Linked DNA regions of Homo sapiens: region 1 is linked to region 2. Evidence: read pairs that join two places in POLR2A ChIA-PET (ENCODE). Cell type or tissue: endothelial cell of umbilical vein. All regions are shown on one strand. Links, peaks and the distances in the headings refer to the core of each region. The heading gives the core; the rest is flanking DNA. Region 1 overlaps EPS15 (epidermal growth factor receptor pathway substrate 15). Region 2 overlaps OSBPL9 (oxysterol binding protein like 9).

Region 1 (12,078 bases), core at 3,123-8,122, 290 kb after region 2:
GCTCAAGGCTGCAATGAGCCGTGATCACACCGTTGCTCTCCAGCTTGGTTGATGGTTTAAGACCCTGTCTTAAAAAAATATATATATATAAATACTTATTTTCTTATTTTACTTTAATTGTAGCATGCTATATATTAACGGTCCCCAACCTTTTTGGCACCAGGGACCGGTTTCATGGAAGACAATTTTTCCATGGACCTGGGAGGGATGGATGGTTTCAGAACGAAACTGTTCCACATCATCAGGCATTAGATTCTTATAAGTAGCATGCAACCTAGATCCCTCACATGCGCAGTTCATGATAGGGTTCGTGCTCCCATGAGAATCTAATGCCACCGCTGATCTGGCAAAAGTTGGAGCTCAGGCCATAATGCTTGCCTGCCAGCTGCTCACCTCCTGCTATACAGCTCAGTTCCTAACAGGCCATGGATGGGTACCAGTTTGTGGCCCAGGGATTGGGGACTCCTGCTATGCACATAATTCTATACCTTTTATAAGTAGCTTATTAAGTTTTAGAGGTATTTATATATCATTACATAGAAGCTTCCACTTTGTTTTTTATAGCTGTGTAGTATTTCTTTGCTTATGTTTATGATAATTAACTTTCTATTGATAGGCTTTTAGTTTATTTTGAATCTTTCATTATTAAAAAAATGCTGCAATGAATAATAAACTTGGACATATGTTATTTTGCATGTGCAGGAATGTATTTATATGTGTTAATTTCCAAAAGTAGAAATGCTGTTCAAAAGTTTTTGCCTTTGTAATTTCTATGTATTTTGTCAACTTGCTTTCCATAGTGGTTGTACTAGTTCACCCTCCCTCCAGCAATTGTTTGAGTGCCTGTTTCTGTACACTTTGGCTAGCATACTTTGGTTAAACTTTTAGATCTTTGCGGTTTGATAGGTGACAGTATGTAATTTTAAATTTATCCTTTTGGTTTTATGGAGTGAGGTTGAATAGCTTTTCTTGTGCTAATAAGAATAGCTTTCTTATAAGCTTTTCTTATGTTTACATTGCCTTTATGTGAATGTCTGTTTATAGCTTTTGCCCATTTTTCTTGGTTGTTGCTCTTTTACTTATTGAATTCTAGGGCCTCTTTAATTATTAGGACATTAACTCTTTGTCTGTATGAGTTGCAAGTCTTTTTTTCCTATTTTGTCATTTGTCTTATTTTTTTTGAAGAGACAGAATCTTGCTATGTTGCCAAGGCTAGCCTTGAATTCCTGGGCACAAGTGATACTTCTGCCTTAGCCTCCCAAATAGCTGGGACAATTGGCATGTACTACTGAGCCTGGCTTATTATTGTCTTTTGTGTAAATAAATTGTCAGGTTAAATTTTTTTTAATTTTTTACATTTAAGTTAGTATTGATCTAGGATGTGAGTACAGATTTTATTTTTATTTATTTATTTATTTTTTTTTGAGAGGGAGTTTCGCTCTTGTCAACCAGGCTGGAGTGTAGTGGTGCAATCTCAGCTCTCTGCAACCTCCACCCCCTAGGTTCAAGTGATTCTCCTGCCTTAGCCTCCTGAGTAGCTGGGATTACAGGCACCCACCACCACACCCGGCTAAATTTTTTTTTTGGTGGTAGAGATGGTTTTTCACCATGTTGGCCAGGCTGGTCTCGAACTCCTGACCTCAGGTGATCTGCCCACCTTGACCTCCCAAAGTTCTGGGATTACAGACGTGAGCCACCACACCTAGCCTAGATTCAACTTTATATTTTTTCAAGATGGCTACCCTACAGAAAGTATAGTCAATACAGTTTATTAAATAATCCATCCTTCACTTCCTGTCTCTTCATTCCCTTTGAAATGCCATCTCAGTTGTGTGCTAAATTCTCATATGTATTTTGATTGCTTACTCGATTTTTTTTGTTCTTACCTATTGATCTATTTATCCATACCATATGCTGATGTTACATTGTTTTAATTATCATATTTGGTGACATGTTTTTTAAATCTAGTATGCTAGTCCTCCCCACCTCACTCCTTTTTTTCCCCAGATATTTTATGGCTCCTCTTGTTTTTTGTTTTTTTAAATTTTAAGAGATGGCCTCATTCTGTTTCCCAGGTTGGAATACAGTGCTGCGATCATAGCTCACTGTCACCTTGAACTGGGCTCAAGTGATCCTCCCCAGTAACTAGTTGCTTGTTTTTAAACTCAACATTTTAGAAGTTTTTGGTCTGCATACTAATAATTTAATTTCTTAAGTTTAGAGAATTTCTGCACTTTTATGTTTAGGCATGTAGTCAGAAGGTTAATTTAGGGATTTGTTGCCTACGTGCATTACAGTCATGCATTGCTTAACATGGTGAAATCCCATCTCAACTAAAAATACAAAAATTAGCTGGGTGTGGTGGTGCATTCCTGTAATCCCAGCTACTCGGAGGCTGAGGCAGGAGAATCGCTTGAACCCAGGAGATGGAGGTTGCAGTGAGCCGAAATCATGCCACTGCACTCCAGCCTGGGCGACAGAGCAAGACTCCATCTCAAAAACAAAATAAAACAAAAACCAGAAAAGGTACAGTAAAAATATGGTATTATAATCACTTTGTTTCATTGTTATTTAGATGGTCTAGTAAATGTAAAATAGTGTCCTGTGTGCATTGAGATCCAGCATTTTGTGTGAACATATTTAAATCCAAAAACCATTTTTTCTTCATTGCTTCTTGATGTGAGAATTTCAACTCTTGTTGTGCTTTACTTTCTTCTATAGCATGATACCAGTAGTCCTTTGCTAATCAGTGGAACCTCTGCAGCTGAGCTCCCATGGGCTGTAAAAGTAAGTAAACTTTGTAACTATTCTCTCACCCCTTCATTGCTTCCTATCTACTCTCTCTCTACCTCTGAAATATATTGCTATCTTCATTAGACTTTCATACATGTTTAGGGAAAGGTAGGGGAGAAGCTGTTACTGGTGTTTCTGAGGGATCTTTCGGCTCTGTCAGTTGTTTTGTGACAGTATCGGTCTACTTGTATATCTGTTATAATGTAAAGAAAAATGGTGATGTCATAATCTTGTATTAACTAAAATATTTGATTAAAAGATAGTTTACCCCACTGGTGTTATCTCTTACTTGAAAATTCTGGTTAACTATGTATTTTCTAGATGACTCTAAAACAAACAATTCTTTATGAAATCTTTTTAGAAATAGGTATTTTGCATTATAGTTTTTCAGAGCCACATCATATCGTACTATAAAACTTGTAATTTAAAAATGCTTAGACTATAGCAGATCAAATGAGCTTTGATAAATGTGTACAGTTTTTTTGAAAACCATTTTTATTTGTATGTCTTTGTATGCTGTGGACTGGGCACTAAGTTTTAAAAGTGTGGGAATATGGCCTTGACTGGGCAAATAATGAACAATAGTTTTTCATGTTACACTAATAACTTTTAAAAATTTAGGAGATATCTTGTTATTGACAAGAAAAAGAAATATTGCTTTGGGAAAAATGGAGAAATCTTGATGTTTATTCCTTTAGTAATTATTTTATTTTTAAAAATTTATTTGTGGCTCATGCCTGTAATCCCAGCACTTTGGGAGGGTGAGGCGGGCAGATCATGAGGTCAGGAGTTCGAGACCAGCCTGGCCAACATAGTGAAACCCCGTGTCTACTAAAAGTACAAGAAAATTAGCTGGGTGTGGTGGCAGGCGCCTATAATCCCAGCTACTCGGGAGGCTGAGGCAGGAGAATCGCTTGAACCCGGGAGGTGGAGGCTACAGTGAGCTGAGATTGTGCCACTGCACTCCAGCCTGGGCGACAGTGCAAGACTCCGTCTCAAAAAAAAAAAAAAATTTTATTTATTTGAACTGCACCTCATACCATCTTTAGAGAGTCATGGAATGTCACTAATTAGCTGTGTGTTCTTATAAAAGTTACTTTTTTGCTCTGGGTCTATTTAAGTGAGAGGGTTGGACTAGATGTTCTTCAAAGCCCTTCTACCTCTGAAATATTTTGATTCTAACCCAATAGTTGGAAAATAAAGATGGTGTTCCAGCTACAAAAAGAATGGGCAACACCAGACTCTTGGGTAAAGTCACTTTGAAATTATTATTTCCTATGTATTTTTTTCTTGCGTATCTTTACAATGAATATTATATTTTGATGAAAGTGAAAAATGTTTTTTAAATGATAGTTTAAAAACATATGTAGTCTATTCTTTAAGGACTTGATTTTTATAACTGCAGTTAAATCCTTTTCTCTTATTATTTAACTTGTGATTTTGTTTTTTATTGTAGCCTGAAGATAAGGCCAAATATGATGCAATATTTGATAGTTTAAGCCCAGTGAATGGATTTCTGTCTGGTGATAAAGTGAAACCAGTGTTGCTCAACTCTAAGTTACCTGTGGATATCCTTGGAAGAGTAAGATATTATTTACTCCGAAATGTAATTTTTATGTATTTTAATTTTATATCTATTATGCCAGGAGCATGTATAACTCTTTGTTAAAAATATACAAATCTTATTTTAAAGTTGTATCATTATAGGATTTTTTGTTTTCTGACTTAATGTATAAAATTATTGCCAGCATATTTCTGTATTTGGTTATTCCCTGTAAAAATGAGTGGTTGAAATGAATTACATATGTAAGCCCCTTAAGTAGGTCCTTTTTTAGTTTGTGCTGTACACTCTTGACCTCCTATTTGCTTGAGTTAATTTCTAGAGACCATCAGTATTTTATGTCTGCCACTTACTCTGTGGCTGTATCATGGTGTCTTGTTGTAAGGAATAGTTTTATCTCTGAAATCATAAATTCTTCTCTCTAACTTGTACTTCCTGTCTTTATAGAGCTCTTTTCCAGAAACTAGCAAGACTAATTCTTTGACTGGTTTTACTAAGACCTTTAAATCTGACTTCTTGGCTGGGCATGGTGGCTCACACCTATAATCCCAGCACTTTCGGAGGCTGAGGCGGGTGGATCACGAGGTCAGGAGTTCGAGACCAGCCTGGCCAATATGGTGAAACCCCATCTCTACTAAAAATACAAAAATTAGCCGGGCGTGGTGGTGCGCAGTCTGTGGTCCCAGCTACTCAGGAGGCTGAGGCAGAAGAATCGCGTGAACCCAGGAGGCAGTGGTTGCAGTGAGCCGAGATCGCACCACTACACTCCAGCCTGGGCGACAAGCAAGACTGTCTTAGAAAAAAAAAAAAAAAAAAAAAAAAATCTGACTTTTTTACTTTTCCTCTTTTTTTCAATTTTTTTACTGTGATAAATATGCATATCATGAAATTTAACATCTTAACCAATTTTAAGTGTACAATTCAGTGGTATTAACTACATTTACATTATTATGCAACTATCCCCAATATCCATCGCCATGAATTCTTTTCCTCCTGTAAAAGTAAAACTTTATTCCCTGTCTTTTGGTCTACAGCTTCATATCTATCCTTAGCCCCCTTTGCCATGTTATTTTTCTATCTCTCCTGCCTGATGGAAAAAACATGAAGTAAATTATCTGCCTTCTCTGTGGTGCATGTGGACTACTGAGCAGGTGTAGTAAGATTGCTGTCACTTTAAATTTATCATCACCAGCTTCAGCTGGGCTTCTCCGTACTGCCAGTCACTCTTGTGCTGTTTCCATAGTGATTTCTCCATAATCCTCTTCATATTTCAAATCTTAACTACTCTCTTTAAACCTCTTGCCCTTTCTTTTTTTTTTTTTCTTTTTTTGAGATGGATTTTAGCATTTGTTACCCAGGCTGGAGTGCAATGGCGCAATCTTGGCTCACCACAACCTCTGCCTCCCGGGTTCAAGCAATTCTCCTGCCTCAGTCTCCTGAGTGGCTGGGATTACAGGCGTGTGCCACCACGCCCAGCTGATTTTTATATTTTTAGTAGAGATGGGGTTTCTCCATGTTGTTCAGGCTGGTCTTGAACTCCTGACCTCAGGTGATCCACCTGCTTCAGCCTCCCAAAGTGTTGAGATTACAGCGTGAGCCACCAGCACCCGGCTGCCCTTTCTTTAATTACCTGCTTCAGCAGATTACATAGGGTCAAATCCTGGCTGCACCACTTCTTAGCTGTGTGACCTTGGGCAAGTCATTAGAAAGCCATGTCTCAGTTTTCTAATCTTTAAAAGGGACATAATTCCCAGCTTATAGAATTGTAGTGATTGAATGTGATAATGAATGTTAAGTCCTGCTTATTACCATGATTGCTACATACTCTTTGAATGCTAGCTGCTATGATGATGACAACCACCATACCACCATATTATTACTACTACTGGATCAATGTTATATAGATTTTAGATGCTCAATAAATATTTATTTAAATGCCATTTTTTAGTATTGTTTCCCACTAATTATTTCTCCCCTGTGTGATCAGTGTGAAATTTCTAAACTATAAATACACTGTTGTTATTTTATTACTTAAACCTAACTTTTTAGTAGCTTTCCATTGCACTTAGAATAAAGCCCAAACTCCTTTCAAGGCAATTATAACCAGACACTTGCTTATCTCCATTTTTAACTCTCAACAGTACACTTTTTTTTTTTTTTTTTTTTTTTTTTAAGAAACAGTGTCTAGCTCCGTTGCCCAGGCTGGAGTGCAGTGGCATATCATAGTGCACTGCAGCCTTGATCTCCTAGGCTTAAGGGATCCTCCTACCTCAGCCTCCTGAGTAGCTTGGCCTACAGGTGGATGCCACCATGCCCAGCTAATTTTTTATTTTTATCTTTTGTAGAGATGGGATCTCGTTATGTTTCCTAGGCTGTCTCAAACTCCTGGGCTGAAGTGATCCTCCTGCCTTGGCCTCTCAAAGTGCTGGGAGGCCATATGGGCATGAGCCACCATTCCTAGCTCATAAACTTTCTTTTCTTGCCCTCGAGTAGAACATGAACTGAAAGAACATTAATCTTTTTTCAATTATTCTCTTTTTAAGGTTTGGGAGTTGAGTGATATTGACCATGATGGAATGCTTGACAGAGATGAGTTTGCAGTTGTAAGTAATCTAATGTTCTTAACATCTTCATTATCTTAATGATTTTCTCATGTGCAAATTTCCTCTTTTAGTTCATCCTTAGAGGAAAACTATATTCTCATCAGATTATTGGGTGAACTTTTTTTTTTTTTCTTTTTGAGACAGAGTCTCACTCTGTCACCCAGGCTGGAGTGCAGTGGCACAATCTTGGCTCACCACAACCTCTACCTCCCAGGTTCAAGTAATTCTCGTGCCTCAGCCTCCCAAGTATCTGGGATTGCAGGCACATGCCACCACGCCCAGCTAATTTTGGTATCTTTTGAAGAGATGGGGTTTTGCCGTGTTGGCTAGGCTGGTCTTGAACTCCTGACCTCAAGTGATCTGCCCACCTCAGCCTCCCAAAGTGCTGGGATTACAGGCATGAACCACTGTGCCCGGCTGGTTGAACATTCTTATATAGAATTTATATTTATTTTCTAAACAAATGGATAACAGAAAATGTGTGTTCTGCCATCTTCATTTTATTTGGCTTTAAGGTACATAGGAACGTATACTTTGTATAATTACTGTAAAGATAGTATCTTTTGTATCACAACCTGACCAGGTATCTTAGTACCTGCTTCTAATATGGAATAATTTTGCTTCAAATGTATCTCCCAAATTTCACATTTCCTTTTATTTCATTTAAAGGAAACATGAATAACACTTGAGTTTCACTTCATTTATGAAGGCAGAAAAGTTTTGACATTTTATCTGAAGACATGTCATCTTAGTAATTGAATAGTTAATTCCAAATATGGTTGTATTCACCTCTTCCTTAAAGGTTTGATAAAACTTTGCTGTGAATTCATCAGTGGTAAATTTCTAATTTCCCTTTTACTCTCAGATTTTCTCTTTTTATTTTGGTAAGGAATTACTAATTTCTTTTACTTTCAAACTTGTTGCTACAAATTTGTGATACTCTCTTTCGTGGTTGTTCTCTTTACTCACTCCAAGTCTTGGGAGTACTCCCACTTGTATTTTTACTTAATCTGATTTTGTCTAGTTTATTGATCTGTTAGAAGAACCATCTTTTGAATTTACTTATCCTTTCTATTATATTTTGACTTTTAATTTAATGATGTTTAACATTTAATTCCCTGTTACATTTTCTTATTCTTTTTATTTTAAATTTCTCGGAGATGAGTATTATGTTTCTTCAGTTCTCTTTATCTTTAATATTGAAATCATTTAAAGGATATATTCACCCTTGAATACAGGTTTAGTGGGATTCCATAGATATTGGTACAAAGTTTTCTCCTTTATACAGCTTTTTAGATAATTTTTAGTTTTATTATCTGGTTAGGAATATGTTTCCTAATTTTAAAGTGGTTAAGTTTGGTTGGTTTTTGTTACTTTGATGTATACTTTCAACCTGATTGGATTATAACTAGAAAAATATAGTCTATAAAATGTCTAATTAAAAAAATTAGTTAAGGCTTTCTTTGTTGCCAAGTTTATGACCTGCTTTTACATATATTCCATGGATATGGCAGTATTTCTGTTTGGAGGATATTAGAGTTTTATAAATTCATTATATCAAATTTATTTTATTTTATTTTATTATTTTTATTTTTGAGACAGAGTCTTGCTCTGTTGCCCAGTATGGAGTGCAGTGGCGCAATCTTGGCTCACTGCAACCACCGCCTCCCAAGTTCGACGATTCTCCCGCCTCAGCCTCACAAGTAGCTGGGATTACAGAAGTGCACCACCACATCTGGCTAACTTTTGTATTTTTAGTAGAGACAGGGTTTCACCATGTTGGCCAGGCTGCTCTTGAACTCCTGACCTCAGGTGATCCTCCCGCCTCAGCCTCCCAAAGTGCTGGGATTACAGGCGTGAGCCACTGCACCCAGCCTCAAATGTATTGATTATTTAGTTTCTCTTTGTCCTTATTTTTCTTTTGTTTTTGGCCCTTCCTTAGATTTTCCTCATTTTCCACAAGAGCCAGATGAAATAGGCAGAATACATATTACCACATTTTAAAAATGCAGAAAGAGAAACTTAAAGTGACTTGAATTCTTGTTCACAGGTACCTAATCTTTTTAATTTTAATTTGAATAATAGTTGGGAAATGGTAAAGGATACTCCCTCGCGGTGGTGACAAAAGTTATCTCAGTCGCATTTCAGGGGTTGAGCCATTGTTTGTGGGATGCTTTTGGGAATGGGGCCGTGCTGAAGAGATTTCGGTGATGATATACTTTGAAACATCGTCAAACCCTACACATAAACTTCTCATAAATGGTTTTTGTGGTAAGAATATTGGTGCAAAATCTTTGCATGGTACGATGTAATGAGGGATTTTTTTTCTCATAAAGACAAATTTTTTTTTTTTTTAGACGGAGTCTCACTCTGTCACTCAGGCTGGAGTGCAGTGGCGGGATCTCAGCTCACTGCAGCCTCGGCCTCCTGGATTCAAGTTATTCTTCCACCTCAGCCTCCTGAGGAGCTGGGATTACAGGCATGCACCACCACCCCCGGCTAATTTTTATATTTTTAGTAGAGACAGCGTTTCGCCGTGTTTGCCAGACTGGTCTCGAGCTCCTGATAATAGGTGATCCACTCGCCTCGGCCTCCCAAAGTGCCGGGATTACAGGCATGAGCCACCTCTTCAGGCCCAAGACAAAAATATAGTTAGAGTAGATGGGGAATAGTAGTGTCATCATTTGATAAACAGTAGTGCATGCTAAGGTAAATGAATAAACACAATTTATCTTATATGCCTGGAGCCTATTCCCAGGTAACTGGCCTTTTTTTTTTTTAATAAAAAGCTTTATTAAAAATAATTTTTGAATAATAAATACATTTGTAGGAAATTACTACCTTGAATTTTGTTTTAAATAGTAGACACCCCTTTATCTTCTCCTAGATTTACTTGTTAACCATTTTGTCACATTTGCTTTCTCCCTGTATCCATATTCTTCAGAATTTTTTCCTAGTTTTAAACTCTAGCTTGTGTGATTTTAATACTGCTTCTCCTGTTCCCTCTTTTTTTGAATTACCTGATATTTCTTATGTTTGTTGTGTATGTCTCTTGAAAATGGCAGATTTCTGTATTTTAATGCTTTACCTAATTGGATAGTTTTTAAGATAATAGCACTTATATTGATTTGATTTTCCCTTCTTTACCGATTTATTTTACATTTTTATTTTCTCTGTTTCTTACTGTTGCTTATTATCAACTTGTGATTCATTCCCTTACCCCGCCTCCCAGTTAATGTGGAAATTTTGTTATAATGTCTTGTTTCATTAATATAGTTAATACAGGTTGAGCATCCCTAATCTGAAAATCCAAAACTTGAAATGCTTCAAAATCTGAAACTTTTGAGTACTGACATGACCCACAAAGTGGAAAATTCCACTCCTGGTCTCATGTGATAAGTTACAGTCAAAACTTTTGTTTCATGCACAAAATTATTAAAAAGATTGTATAAAATTATCTTAGATTATGTGTATAAAGTTTATATGAAACATAAATGAATTTCATGTTTAGACTTGGGTCCCATCCCCAAGATAGGATAATATTCCAGAATCTGGAAAAAAAAAAAAAAAAAAAAAAAAAGATAATATTCCAAAATCCGAAAAAATCCAAAACACTTCTGGTCCCAAGCATTTTGGGTAGGGGATTCGCACCTTGTGCCCCTTTTCCTGTACTAGTACTTATTTCTCCTATGTTGAAAACAAGATTTTCAACCATTACTCTAGCAAAATGAGTCCTTTAGATTATTTTTATTTATTTTCTTCCCCATCATGTTCTTTTTTTTAGTTTTAATTTTTATTTTTTTTGAGATGGAGTCTCACTTTGTTGCCCAGGCTGGAGTGCAGTGGCGCGATCTCAGCTCACTGCAAGCTCCGCCTCCTGGGTTCACGCCATTCTCCTGCCTCAGCCTCCTGAGTAGCTGGGACTACAGGCGCCCGCCACCACGCCTGGCTAATTTTTTTTGTATTTTTAGTAGAGACGGGGTTTCACTGTGTTTGCCAGGATGGTCTTGATCTCCTGACCTCGTGATCTGCCCGCCTCGGCCTCCAAAAGTGCTGGGATTACAGGCTTGAGCCACTGTGCCTGGCCCCCCCTCATGTTCTAATTCCAGAAGACCTTAGAACATTTTTTGTGACTCAAATTCTAGATTTTGCTCAGTTAATTTATTTCTTTTGGTTTTGGTATTTTTCTTCCAGTTTTGTTCAATATTAATAACTAGTATTCTTTTGGTTAGAATTTGTCTGATAAATCTTTCTTTATCCTTTTACTTTAATAAATAGAGCAACATAATCTGTACTCTTTTTAAAAATTATAATTACTGCAAGATAGCCTGTGTAACTACAGCTGCAAGTCATTGATTTGTTTTTATTTACAAGCATCAATATTTTACAAAACTGAATTTTGAGAGCTGATATCATTCTTCCTTGAAAATTGAAGTAATTTAAAAAATACTTTTGCAGTAGTGACGTAGCTAAGATCTGAACATTTTAAATTATCCTCCTAAATAATAAAATATAATGTTCTTATTTATATGATCAGTCCTTTTGGCCTATGGCAGTTTATACTCTGCCAGGATTTTGGTTTGTTGAAGTATAATACAAGTTTAGGTCTTATTTTACTAGATAATCAAAACTGACTTGAACATAGGAATCTTTTTGTTCAAGACTTACCTTTAAAATTCTTGCCCATTTCCCCTTGGGTTAAATGCTTTTTGTTTGTTTGTTTTAAAGACCCCGTGTCTGCTTTGTGTTTATTTTTTTGAATGGGAAAAAATGAAAATGAAGTTAAAGAGAGGACTCTAACTTGGGGTGTTGAATTTCAGTATAGATTTTTTAAAAGAGTAACTTAGTAATTAACCAAAACTTGCTTGAACTTGAGTCTTTATGTTTAGACTTACTTTTAAAATTCTTAACCCGTTTCTTTTATTTTATAGCATAAATGAGATTTTTGGTTGGTTTATCTTTTTAGTTAGAATAAATGAAGTTAAAGATTCTAACCTGTATAACTTCTGTTGCCATGTGAACCTTTGATGAATGGCCCTTGTTTCTTTTCAAATGTAAATGCTTGTTCATATTCTCAGAAGCCCAGTAGTTTAATTAAAAATCCAGAATCTAGAATATCTT
Region 2 (12,078 bases), core at 4,209-9,208:
CACTTTCATCTGAGAAAAATAGAAATTAGACAAGAAATGTGGCACTGAGTTATGCATTATTTAATTGTAAAAGCTGAGTATTCATACCATGATTAACCCTTCAAGTTAATACATGCAAAGTGATTCAATCTGAACCCACACTTAGAAAAATTTTAAGATTGTCATTTCCCCTGCAAATGATTGCTGAAAGAAGGGAGCTTAAAGGAAACTGCAAGAGTCAACAACAAAAAGCAGTGAGTAGTTGGCATTGAAAAATGAGTAGTAATTCAGGCTTCTCCTGATATGACTGGTTATAATGCTCTGCAGAAGTAAAGGGAAACAAAAAGATTACATTAAACTTACTATCATTCCATCTGCGTGCTTCTCCGCATTACTCTGGTCCTTAAGGAAAAATGTTAAAAATATTAACTTCATTCTTACATGTAAGTAACTCCTTGTGTATTTCTCCTACAAGAAAGCTTATTTACTAGGTAAGTAATAATGTTAGAACATGATTTATCTGCCTCCACTAAGATTTTAATTCCATGTGTACATTCTTAGCCAAACACAATTCTAACTCTGGCTACACAACAATCAACACCAACAGCATGGCAATTATTTTTCTATATAGGGATTTAACTAAGTTCATCGTGGAAATATCCTGTAGAACTGTAGTCACATTCAAAATTCCAGGCAAAAGTGATCTCTACATGGATGAACCTTTGAAAACATGATGTTAAGTGAAAGAAGCTAGTCACAAAAGACCACATATTGTAAGATTCAACTTACATGAAGAGTCAAGAATAGACAAATCTAGAGAGAGAAAGTAGATTAATAGTTGCCAAGGGCTGGATGGGGTGAAGAGTAGGAGGCTGTTGGAAGAGAAAGGGAGGCACTGACGCTCCTCAACTTACAATGGAGTTTACCTCCCAATAAACCCATCTTAAGTTGAAAATATTGTTAAGTCAAAGATGCATTTAATTCATCTAACCTACCAAACAGCATAGCTTATCCTAACCTACCTTAAACGTGTTGTAGAACACTTACATTAGCCTACAGTTGGGCAAAAACCATCTCGCAACACAGTACACAGTGCAGAGTTTCAGCTGGCTACCCTTGTGATCGCGTGGCGAACTGGCAGCTGTGGCTTGCTGCCACTGCCCAGTATAGTGAGAGAAGATCATATAGCATTACCAGTAGCCTGGGAAAAAACCAAAACTCAAAATTCAAAGTACAGTTTCTATTGAACGCATATTACTTTTCTGCCATCATGAAGTCAAAGAATCCTAAGTAAAACCATTATTAAGTCAGGGACCATCTATATAGAAAATCTATATAGAAAATATTTGCTTAATAGGTATAGGGTTTCTTTTTGCGGTGATAGAAGTATGCTAAAATTAGATTATGGTGATGGCTGTACAATTTTGTAAATATAACAAAAACCATTGAAATAAACCATTTGTTTATTTATCTCTTTATTGGCCGTCTACCCTAGAGTACAATCTTGGTGAGGACTTTGCTCATCTTACCACTTGTATTAATCTGCTTGGGCTGCCATAACAAAATACCATAGACTGGGTGGCTTAAAGAACATCCATGACTTTGAAGACTTGGTGCAAAAAGAGAAAGAGTCATGCCTGTAATGCCAGCATTTTGGAAGGCCGAGGACGGAGAATCACTTGAAGCCAAGAGTTTGAGACCAGTCTAAGCAACAAAGCAAGACCCTGTCTCTACAAAAAATTTAAAAATTAGTCAGGCACAGTGGTGAGTACCTGTAGTCCCAGCTACTCAGGTGGCTGAGGCAGGAGGATTGCTTGAACCCAGGAGTTTGACGTTGCAGTGAGTTATTTATGATTGTGACACTGCACTCCAGTCTGAGTGACAGAGCAAGACACTATCTCTTAAAAAATGAGAGAGAGAGTAAGAAAGAAGAGAGAGGGAGAATATGAACTATCTCATTAGTAAATTTTTATACTGATTACATGTTGAAATAATATTTTTGGTACACTGGGTTACTAACATACATTATTAAAATTAATCTCACTTGTTTCTTTTTACCTTTCGAAATGTTATAAGAAAATTTTAAAATACATTTATAGCTCTCATATTTTTATTGTATAGCACTGGTCTAGACTTAGGATAATCAACAGGAACTGACAAAATTAAAGCCTCAAATTCTAAGTAATCAACAGTATTTATTTGCATCTATTTTATGCAAGACTATAAAAACTACATAAATCAAATTGATCTGTGTCTACCTTGAAAAATGTTAATAGTCTCTATCTTTGCCTGTAAGAATGACCATTTAAAGTGCCTGATTTTAATTGTATTGAAATACTGTTTTACCGCATGATTTAACTGGTGAAAATCAACCAGAGTTTAAGTTTGTAGCAACTATACCTCAAAACCAAAGCATGTCTAGCATAGCCTTTTTCCCAATTTCAGTGATAATTAAACAATGCAAAAATAGTGTTCTAGTAAATCACAGTCAACCCCCTGGCACATGCCATTCTGACAGGCATTCTGAGTTGTGGTATGTGGTCACATCACCTGACTGTGATACTGGTTAAGTCTCCACCTGCAGGGGCCTCCTAGCTTATCTTCACTCTGTCCTGCCCTACTCCCCTTCTCTCCCCTTACTCCCCAGCTCCACTGCAGTCTCCCAGGAGAAGAACATCAGCTGTCTCCACCAAGGGTAAGGGGAGGGATGTCTTCTGAGATAACAAAGCCCACTTGAAAATTCCACTAACCAGGTGGTCTCAAAACTTTGTTGCACATTAAAACCACCCAGGGGGTTTAAAATAATCCCAATACCCAGGTGATACCCCACACAACAGAATTATAACACAATGTCTAGGGATGGGAGCCAGGAATCAGAACTGATTTCCAAATGACTCCAATATGCAGTAAAGTTTAGGAACCAATACACTAATCATTTAGGCAGGAGAGAATCTACTGGGAATAGGAATTCAAATCAAAGAATCAAAACTGGAAGGAGCTTAAAATTAAAATTTTTACTTACAGCATGCCGCCTCTAAGAAGCTGATACTAATCAGCCCCAAACAAGAAAGGTATCAAATTAGCTATCTTCTCATATCACTGTGGGGTCTCAAATGGCATTATCTCCCTCAAAGTAGTTGATTCTGGTATTTTATTAACCTGCCAGTGAATAAGAGTCTGCCAAAGTGGCTATAACAATTTATATTTCCATCAGTACTCAATGGAAGTTCTCCAACTTTTACCAGATGTGTTACTGTCACTTTAAAATTTGCATCCTTCTTTTTTTAAATTTAATAAACACTTATTTAGAGCTTATTACATGCCAGCTACCAAGAGCATCACAAATAATCATTTAGTCTCACAGCATCAGTAAGAGACAGACATTACTATTATCCCTCTTGTATATGGAATATAAACCAAAGCACAGAAAGGATAAATAAACTTGCTCCAGTGGTGGGGCTTGGATTCAAACTCAGTCTGGGGGCCATAATCCACGCTCTTTAAGACTATGCAAAGTTGACTGTTGTTATTATTTTAAAATCTTTTATCTTAATCATAGATTAACTGATTAAATTTACCTAAAGATTAGTTTATAGGGATGGTCATCACAGCACATCAGAGAGGTGGCTAAGTAAAAAAAATCATACATATAGTGAAAATACTAAACCATGCAACCATTAAAAGTAATGCATTAGAAAAATCACTCAGTAATTCAGTTATTTATCAGGCACCTCCTATATGGTAAGCAACTGTAGGCACTGAGGATACAATGGGGTTATGGACTGAATGTTTGTGTCCCTCCCCAAATTCCTGTGTTGAAGCCCTAACCCCAAAGGTGGCTATATTTGGAGATGAGACCTCTACAGAAGTAACTAAGGTTAAATGGGATCATAAGGGTGGGGCCCTGATTCAATAAGATTAGTGTCCTTGTAAGAAGAGAAACCAAACAGCTTGCTATCTCACACGTGCACGCTCCCTCTCTCTGTGCATACTCACCAAGGAAAGACTATGTGAAGACATGGCTATCTACAGGCCAAGAGAAGGACCCTCATCAGAAACTGAACAGGCCAGAATGTTGATCTTGGACTTCTGGCTTCCAGAACGGTGAGAAAATAAACTTCTGTTCTTTAAGCCACCCAGTCTATGGTATTTTGTTATGGCAGCCCATGCAGACTAATACAAGTGGTAAGACGAGCAAATTCCTCACCAAGATTGTACTCTAGGGTAGACAGTCAATAAAGAGATAAACAAACAAATATATCGTGTAAACTTGACTAGTGATACGAGGCCACGAAGAAAAAGAAACCAGTGGGAGGTATAGGCTATTTTAGATACAGGAGTCAGGAAAAGTCTTTCCAAAGATGTTCCTTGTGGCAGAAATATGAATAAAGTGAGAGAGTGAGCCTAGTGGCAATCTGTGGTAAATGCCCTCCACGTGGAGGGAACAGCAAGTAAAAATCCCTAAAGCCGGGGGCGGGGGTGGAGGGGGGAAGCTTGTCTTGCCTGAGAAAAAGAAATGAGCCAATGTTACTGGAATGGTGTGACCAAGCAAGGGTAGGAGACAGGTAAGAGGGCAGTGAACGTAAGTAGTTTCTATTTCATTCCAAATGAGATGGAAAACATCAGGGGTATTTGAGCAGGCAAGTGACACGGTCTCATTTACATTTAAATTAAGTTTAAAGATACAGAGTCCATATACAGTACAAATATAATTGAGGATTGTATTTGTACATAAGAAGACTTAACAACAATAAAACTTCCTTCTGGAATAAATAAAAGGCCAAATTTCATTTACGTGATCCAAGTTATCCATTGCGAAGAACCCTAAAACGTAGTTTTATTAAGCTGGGCTAACACAGACAGGTAGCAAGTACAAATTACACTAAAAATGTTCTCGATGAGTGGCTAAACAGTGAGCTACTGAAATAGGCTAGGCTGACCTACTGTACAACTATCTAAAGTCCTGAATGATTTTCAGAGATCACCCAAACTGGCTTAAACACTGTATCAGCTCCTCTGCTTCCCCAATCTTCAATAGAAGGCAGTATGTATTCCCTAAAATACCTAGTCACTCAAACAGGGCATGGTGTGGTTTACTGGTTATCTGTAGGTAAGCTTTTGGATAACTATAGGTGCTTCTACTCACCTATGTAATTCCAGAGCCAAGAAAAACTAAAATAAAAACTTTATCTCTTTTGTGCCTCCAATCCTATCTTTCCTTCTGCTTGGCTTTGGAATATACTATGATCTACAACAGGAAATGAAAAATTTAGACACATACATAGGAAATCTAGATATCACTAACATCTAGAAACAGAACATAAGCCCTAAGTTCTGACACTTTAAGTATAATACATTGGGCTGGGTTTGGTAGCTCACGCCTGTAATCCCAGCACTTTGGGAGGCCAGGAGTTCAGACCAGCCTGGGTAACATGGTGAAACCCCCATCTCTACTAAAAATATAAGAATTAGCCAGGCGTGGTGGTGCATGCCTGTAACCTCGCTACTCAGGAGGCTGAGGCACGAGAATCAGTTGCACCCAGGAGGCAGAGGTTGCAGTGAGCTGAGATTGTGCCACTGCACTCCAGCCTGGGCAACAGAGCGAGACTGTCTCAAAAAATAAAAAATATATTTTAAATCAGGCCTCAAAAGAAAATGACATTGCCCCATTTAATTTATAAGCTAAATATCCTTACTATCCAAATGCAAATGGACTGTCCTATGCTATTGTGTCATTAACAACAGTAGGTTAAAAGTCTCTATGATTTGGCAAACAAACATATGCAACTGAAGAAGTAAAAGAGATGAGTAATTATAAACTCATTCAAACAACATTTCTCAACTGGGCTGTGGAGCTGGTCACCCACCCCTTGCTAGCCACTTGCTGGAAATAAAGGGGTGTAGTGAGGTAGAAATAGTTTTAAAAATTCCTATTCTCAAACAATAATATTCTTATTTCAGAAACTCTCAGGCAATAAAATATATATTTAGGTTGAATACACCAAAATTTTTCAGAAAAAGAGACAACATATATGAAATTTTTAACCCACAATAATTCAAAATATATTTTGTTTCATGAATAAGGAAGAATAATTAAAATCCACTAACGTAGTTCACTACCAGAAAAAAATCCGTAAAAATTTAAAAAATATATCTCTATTATATTCTTCATTATGGACAATAACTGTCAGAACTTACTTCTCTATTTTCTAAGAAAAACTTTTTTTGTGGAAGGTTTTGTAAAATATGTCCCTGTTCTAAGCAGTGATAATGGATAAAATGGAAGGAAGGGATGAGTCATTCAAACATGCTCCCCTCCTTCCCAGCTACCAGAAATGACATTACCAGAAACAGTAGCTAAGATAATAGCCAAACACAACAGTTGTTCCATAGAATAAGCTCACAATACAGTTTAATGTAGAAAGGTACTATGTTTCAGATCTGAGTTTTTTTGCTATTAAAGAAAAACGCCATTATAATTTTTGAACTCCATACACAAAGGTAATTGAAAGTAAAATTTACTTACTTTGGCAATCTGCAGCAACACAATGCAGTGTTTAATTGATTCTACCATGCTCTATAAAAACAAAACACTGATTTTAGGATCTTGGCTCAAATAAATGGATATATAATGTTAAAGCTTAAAATATAAAAATCAGTTCAGATGTATAGAGTTTAAGTCTATACTACACAAGAAATATCCTCTTTGGATCTAGTGGGTTCTAGTATGCTGATAATGCCAAATGAAGTTATTCATTAGCAGTTCTATGAATTTTAACGAATGCCACAAATTGTTAATTTATACTAAATAATATCTAATTTTTTTTTCTTTTTTTTTTTTTTTAAGAGACAAGGTCTCACTATGCTGATCACGCTGGATTGCAGTGGCTATTCACAGGCACAATTATAGCACACTGCAGCCTCAAACTCAGAGGCTCAAGCGATCCCCGTCTCAGCCTCCCGAGTAGCTGGCACTACATGCACATGCCACCGTGCTTGGCTCTAAATGGTTTTTCAACACTTCAAACAGAAAGACATACGAATCTGATTAACTTACGAATTCTTACATCAACAGCAAGCAACCCTAAGAAATCTACCTAAGACACTGATAGGCTGGGTATGGTGATTCACACCTGTAATCCCACTGCTTTGGTAGGCCAAGGAAGGAGGATCGCTTGAGGCTAGGAGACCAGCCTAGGCAACATAGCAGAATCCCATCTCTATAAAAAATTAAAATAAAAATTAGCTGTGTGTGGTAGCGTGTGCCTATAGCCCTAGCTACTCAAATGGCTGAAGCAGGAGGATTGTCTGAGCCCAGGAGTTCGAAGCTGCAGTGAGCTATGACTGCACCATTGTACTCCAGCCTGGATGACACAGCAAGACCCTGTTTCTTAAAAAAAAATAAAAAGACTTTGATGGAAGTATGGAGAATAAAGGATCCTGTCAAAACACTGGTGAATCAAATTATTATTTTACCTGTTTTAAAATTTTGAGCAAGGTACACATCTCATAAGTAGCCCATTATATAATGTCAGAAGTCCACTATATCAGAAAACTTGAATTATAATATATTTTAATAAGAAAGAAGCCAGCTGCAGTGGCTCATGCCTATAATCCCATCACTTTTTTTTTTTTTGAGACACAGTTTCGCTCTTGTTGCCCAGGCTGGAGTGCAATGGCACGATCTCAACTCACTGCAACTTCTGCCTCCCCAGTTCAAGCGATTCTCCTGTCTCAGCCTCCAGAGTAGCTAGGATTACAGGCATAAGCCACCACGCCTGGATAATTTTGTATTTTTAGTAGAGATGGGGTTTATCCATGTTGGTCAGTCTGGTCTGGAACTCCCAACCTCAGGTGATCCGCCCACCTCGGCCTCCCAAAGTGCTGGGATTACAGGTGTGAGCCACCGCGCCCGGCCAATCCCACCACTTTTGAAGGCTGAGGCAGGAGGATCGCTTGAGCCCAGGAGTTGAGACCTGGACAACATAGTAAGACCCTGCCTTAAGAATCAAAGAAATTAATTATTTTTTTTAAAATATGAAATAACATATCCACTGTGCGTGGAAGACACCTTTTATCAAGATTTCAAACGAGACCAGAAACAGGTAAATGGTACATGAAGTCAATTTCGATTAAGGGGCTTATTCTATTAGTATTATTTTAAATTCCTTTAAAAAAAAATACAATGCTTAAGCACCCCTGTATAATATTCATAAAAACTAACATCTCAATTGCTGTCATCAATAGTGGCAGCTTAAAATAGAAATAACTTTTTAAAACATTTTCTAATGCAAAGTCAGAATGTATCAAACATATAACTTACATTTGTTGTCTCTTTGAGAGTTTCAATTTTCTGTGAAAAATAATAAGTTTAAACAGAAATAATCAGAAGCACAAAGAAGGACGGTTATTTTTTACTGGCTAGTCATTTAAAGAATTTTACCAAAATGTACTCATTCTAAGTGAGTACAAGCAAGTTGGGAAGGGAGTACTTTTTGTTGTATTTTGTTTTTTATCTAAATCAATTATTTGTATAAAAATTCCAGACTTTTATGAATTATATGTTCTCTTTAATAAAATTCACGTGATTCAATTTAAGGTTTGTAAGAATAATATAAAACATTCTTATTCCTGGCTGGGCACGGTGGCTTGAGCCGGTAATCCCAGCACTTTGGGAGGCCGAGGTGGGCGGATCATGAGGTCAGGAGATCGAGACCATCCTGGCTAACATGGTGAAACCCCACCTCTACTAAAAATACAAAAAATTAGCTGGGCGTGGTGGCAGGCACCTGTAGTCCCACCTACTTGGGAGGCTGAGGCAGGAGAATGGCGTGAACCTGGGAGGCAGAGCTTGCAGTGAGCCGAGATCACGCCACTGCACTCCAGCCTGGGCGACAGAGCAAGATTCCATCTCAAAACAAAACAAAAAACAACAACAAAAAATTCTTATTCCTTACCTGAAAGCAAGTTTTGGCTTTTCTACGAATTTCACTTATTTTAAAATCACATTTATCTTTCCTAAGTTGTTTTAAAACGACATGGGACTAAATCCCAAAACTAAAAATGAAAGGTGAGTTATAACATGAGTTACTATTAACAGGTATAAAAGAGCCAAACGCAAGGCTATACAGTCAACAGAAGAGCAAAAAAAAAAAAAAAAAAAAAAAAGCCAAGGAGAGGAAAAATGTTAATTAGAAAAAAGACAATATGCAAACTACAAAGTAGCTGTCAGAAATGCAAGTGGGGGACAATAGCAGAACCATAATTAAAGCAGTATTTGATTTGTTTCTTCATATATGGCTTTTTATTTATTCTGAACATTCTTGCTGGTTGGTTTATTGGTATCTGAAGTGACCATATGTAACCAACTTTCTACCTTCAACATATGATACATGAAAAGGAAATAACTTACTCCTAGGAATATGATACAGAAAAGGTATTATATTAAAACTCTGGGCTGGGTGTGGTGGCTCACACCTGTAATCCCAGCACTTTGGGAGGTCAAGGTGGGTGGATCACCTGAGGTCAGGAGTTCGAAACCAGCCTGGCCAACATGGTGAAACCCTGTCTCTACTAAAAATACAAAAATTGGCCAGGTGTGGCACATGCCTGTAATCCCAGCTACTTGGGAGGCTGAGACAGGAGAATCATTTTAACCCAGAGGGTGGAGGTTGCAGTGAGCTGAGATCGTGCCAATGCACTCCAGCCTGGGCAACAGAGCAAGACTATCTCAAAACAAAACAAAACCAAAAAAACTCCACAACTCTGTATATTATCCTTTTGTTTAATTATGAAACCATAACAGAAATTTATCAGAAAAGTACCCTTGAGGTCCATATGGCAGTAATATTACACTAGGTCAATAATATTATTATAGTAAGTAAAAACACACTAAGATACTTAGTGTTCTCCAAAAGGCTGAATTTAAAATTTTTAACGTCAAAAGCACGGTTATGGAAGTTACCTTTCTCTGTTCATCTTCTTTGCAGTTTTGAAGCTTGTCATCAAAAAGCTACAAGATTTTAAAAAATGGTTATAGTATCAAGCCACTTTACTATACGATGTACATTCACTAAACACAGAAAAACAAACATTTGTTCTTAAACACATTTTGTCCAGGGATGATTTATATGTTATTTTCAAGACAACATGTATTTTTTTTCGAGCACTCAATCAAAGTCAAATTCTATTGTATGAAATCATTTTAACTGGTCAAGATCAATCACTCTGGAAGAATTATAAGCAAAAGAAAACAGATGACTTTTAAAAAATTAAACTATGAATTCAAACTTGAAGTTTTTTTTCTGCTTTGTTTTCCAAGTTTATCAACAGTCCTTTTCCCAGCACCTCTGCTTTTAATTAATTTTAAGTAGGAACTGAAGGAGACAATTCATTTCAGTAATGATAAAAGAGGTAGAGAAATCACCTCCCCATATTCCATCTCCCTCAAATTAAAAAAGTGTTAGAAATTGAGCCACTAGGCAGGGCACGGTGACTCACACCTGTAATCCCAGCATTTTGGGAGGCCGAGGCAGGCGGATCACAAGGTCAGGAGTTCGAGACCAGCCTGGCCAATATGGCGAAACCCCGTCTCTACTAAAAATACGGGCACCTCTGTAATCCCAGCTACTTAGGAGGCTGAGGCAGAAGAACAATTGCTTGAACCCGGGAGGCGGAGGTTGCAGTGAGCTGAGATCGTGCCACTGCACTCCAGCCTGGGTGACAGAGTGAGACTCTGTCTCAAAAAACAAACAAACAAAAAAAGAAATTGAGCCACTAAAACACAGTTTCATGGAAATTTTAAACAGAATATGAACCAAATCTTGCCTTATTTTTTTCTAATTATGCCTACATATTTACCTTTTTTTTCTTAATGACCAAAAAAGCATTATGTAAATATGCTATTTACCAATATAATTAGAGATAAAGACCTTTGAATAAGTCAGCTAGATCTTTTAAGTCTGCTTTAAAAACTGCTGAAGAACCACATGAGGGCTGTAAATTAACATCAAGTAACTGTTTTTACTCAAAAATCAAGCTCAGTAACATTTTCTATTTATATAAATTTAATATACAAACTAATGCCATACCTTTAATTGTTCAATCAAGATTTGTAGGTAAGCATCAGCTTCTGTAAGTTTCTTATCAAAATCTTGGACACTAGGAACAAATCCTGAATCCAAACCCTAGAGAAAGAGAATTTGCAATAAATCTACCAGAACCCAAGCAAAGTTTAATAGTACAAAAAATACTTTTCCCTTCATACATGAAGACATTTCAATTTTTAAAATACAGTTCTATTTTGACACAAATAATAGGTCTATTTAACAGTTAGGTCTATTTAAACAGTGGTACATCAATCTTCCTCATTAACTTGGAGCACTGCTTCCCTTCTCAGCAGTTACACATGCTGCTGCTCAAATTGGATTTACTCTTCTCTCCAGAATCACTTTCTTATCTCCCCCAAACCCTGTAATTGGCTCCCAGTCACCACTAGAACAACAGTAATTTAACAAAGGAACATAAACAAAACCCACCTAGGTTACTTCTATTTTCCCCTTTTTCATTCAGTTCATTCCTCCCTTCCCTTAATGTTAACTTCATATTCTCACTGTTTAGTTCTCCCATTCCTCAACCCACCCCATGATCTCTGAAGTTTTCCTCCCTCCTCCCCTACTAAAGAAAGAACCTCTAAATTTTCTCCTCTTCTAAGAGGTGGCCCCTCTCTAAGTGAAAGTAACAACACCTGTCCTAATCAAGTTTCCTACTCACTTTCACCCTTGGCATGAACACTACACTTAGACGTGGTATAGATGTTTATTTATTTAGAAGGCCTACTTATTTCTCGGTCTAAAAGTGCAGCATTTGCATGTCCTACTTTTTGCATACGTAAAGAGTTTAAGCTCCAAGAGCATGGGATTCTTATGTTTTAACTTTAGCCAAAAGAAACTTTTGAGTTCTTAATCTTCTCTGACTGCCACATTTTCATGCCCAGTCATCATACTGTTAAGCAGGGGACTGAGGGTTAGGAACTGCTACTGTAAAAATCCCAACCCAACCACAAAATTCTGCACTAAATGGGTAAAATATACTTGATCA

Evidence for each region. ChIA-PET counts read pairs that join two places held together with the same protein. Peaks named below come from ENCODE experiments on the same cell type or tissue, not always from the same donor. Only the 100,000 strongest peaks of a DNase experiment are listed, where the experiment ranks them.
Region 1: POLR2A ChIA-PET joins it to region 2 with 7 read pairs; 2 of 35 experiments call an interaction of 5 or more read pairs at or near these places.

The regions. Positions count from the first base shown.
Region 1 is chr1:51,455,970-51,468,047 of GRCh38, reverse strand. EPS15 (epidermal growth factor receptor pathway substrate 15) reads left to right here. Exons shown (of 25, transcript NM_001981.3): 6 at 2,722-2,787; 7 at 4,250-4,375; 8 at 6,898-6,957. Among named protein-coding and RNA genes, the nearest start is that of EPS15-AS1, 56 kb to the left of the region's middle. In endothelial cell of umbilical vein, for the core only: no CTCF peak of the experiment used is centred there; no DNase peak of the experiment used is centred there.
Region 2 is chr1:51,744,623-51,756,700 of GRCh38, reverse strand. It overlaps OSBPL9 (oxysterol binding protein like 9), which reads right to left. Exons shown (of 24, transcript NM_024586.6): 5 at 11,070-11,165; 6 at 9,944-9,991; 7 at 8,303-8,332; 8 at 6,506-6,556; 9 at 343-381. Among named protein-coding and RNA genes, the nearest start is that of MIR761, 86 kb to the left of the region's middle. In endothelial cell of umbilical vein, for the core only: no CTCF peak of the experiment used is centred there; a DNase peak (open chromatin) is centred at 6,300; H3K27ac peaks cover 1,521 bases.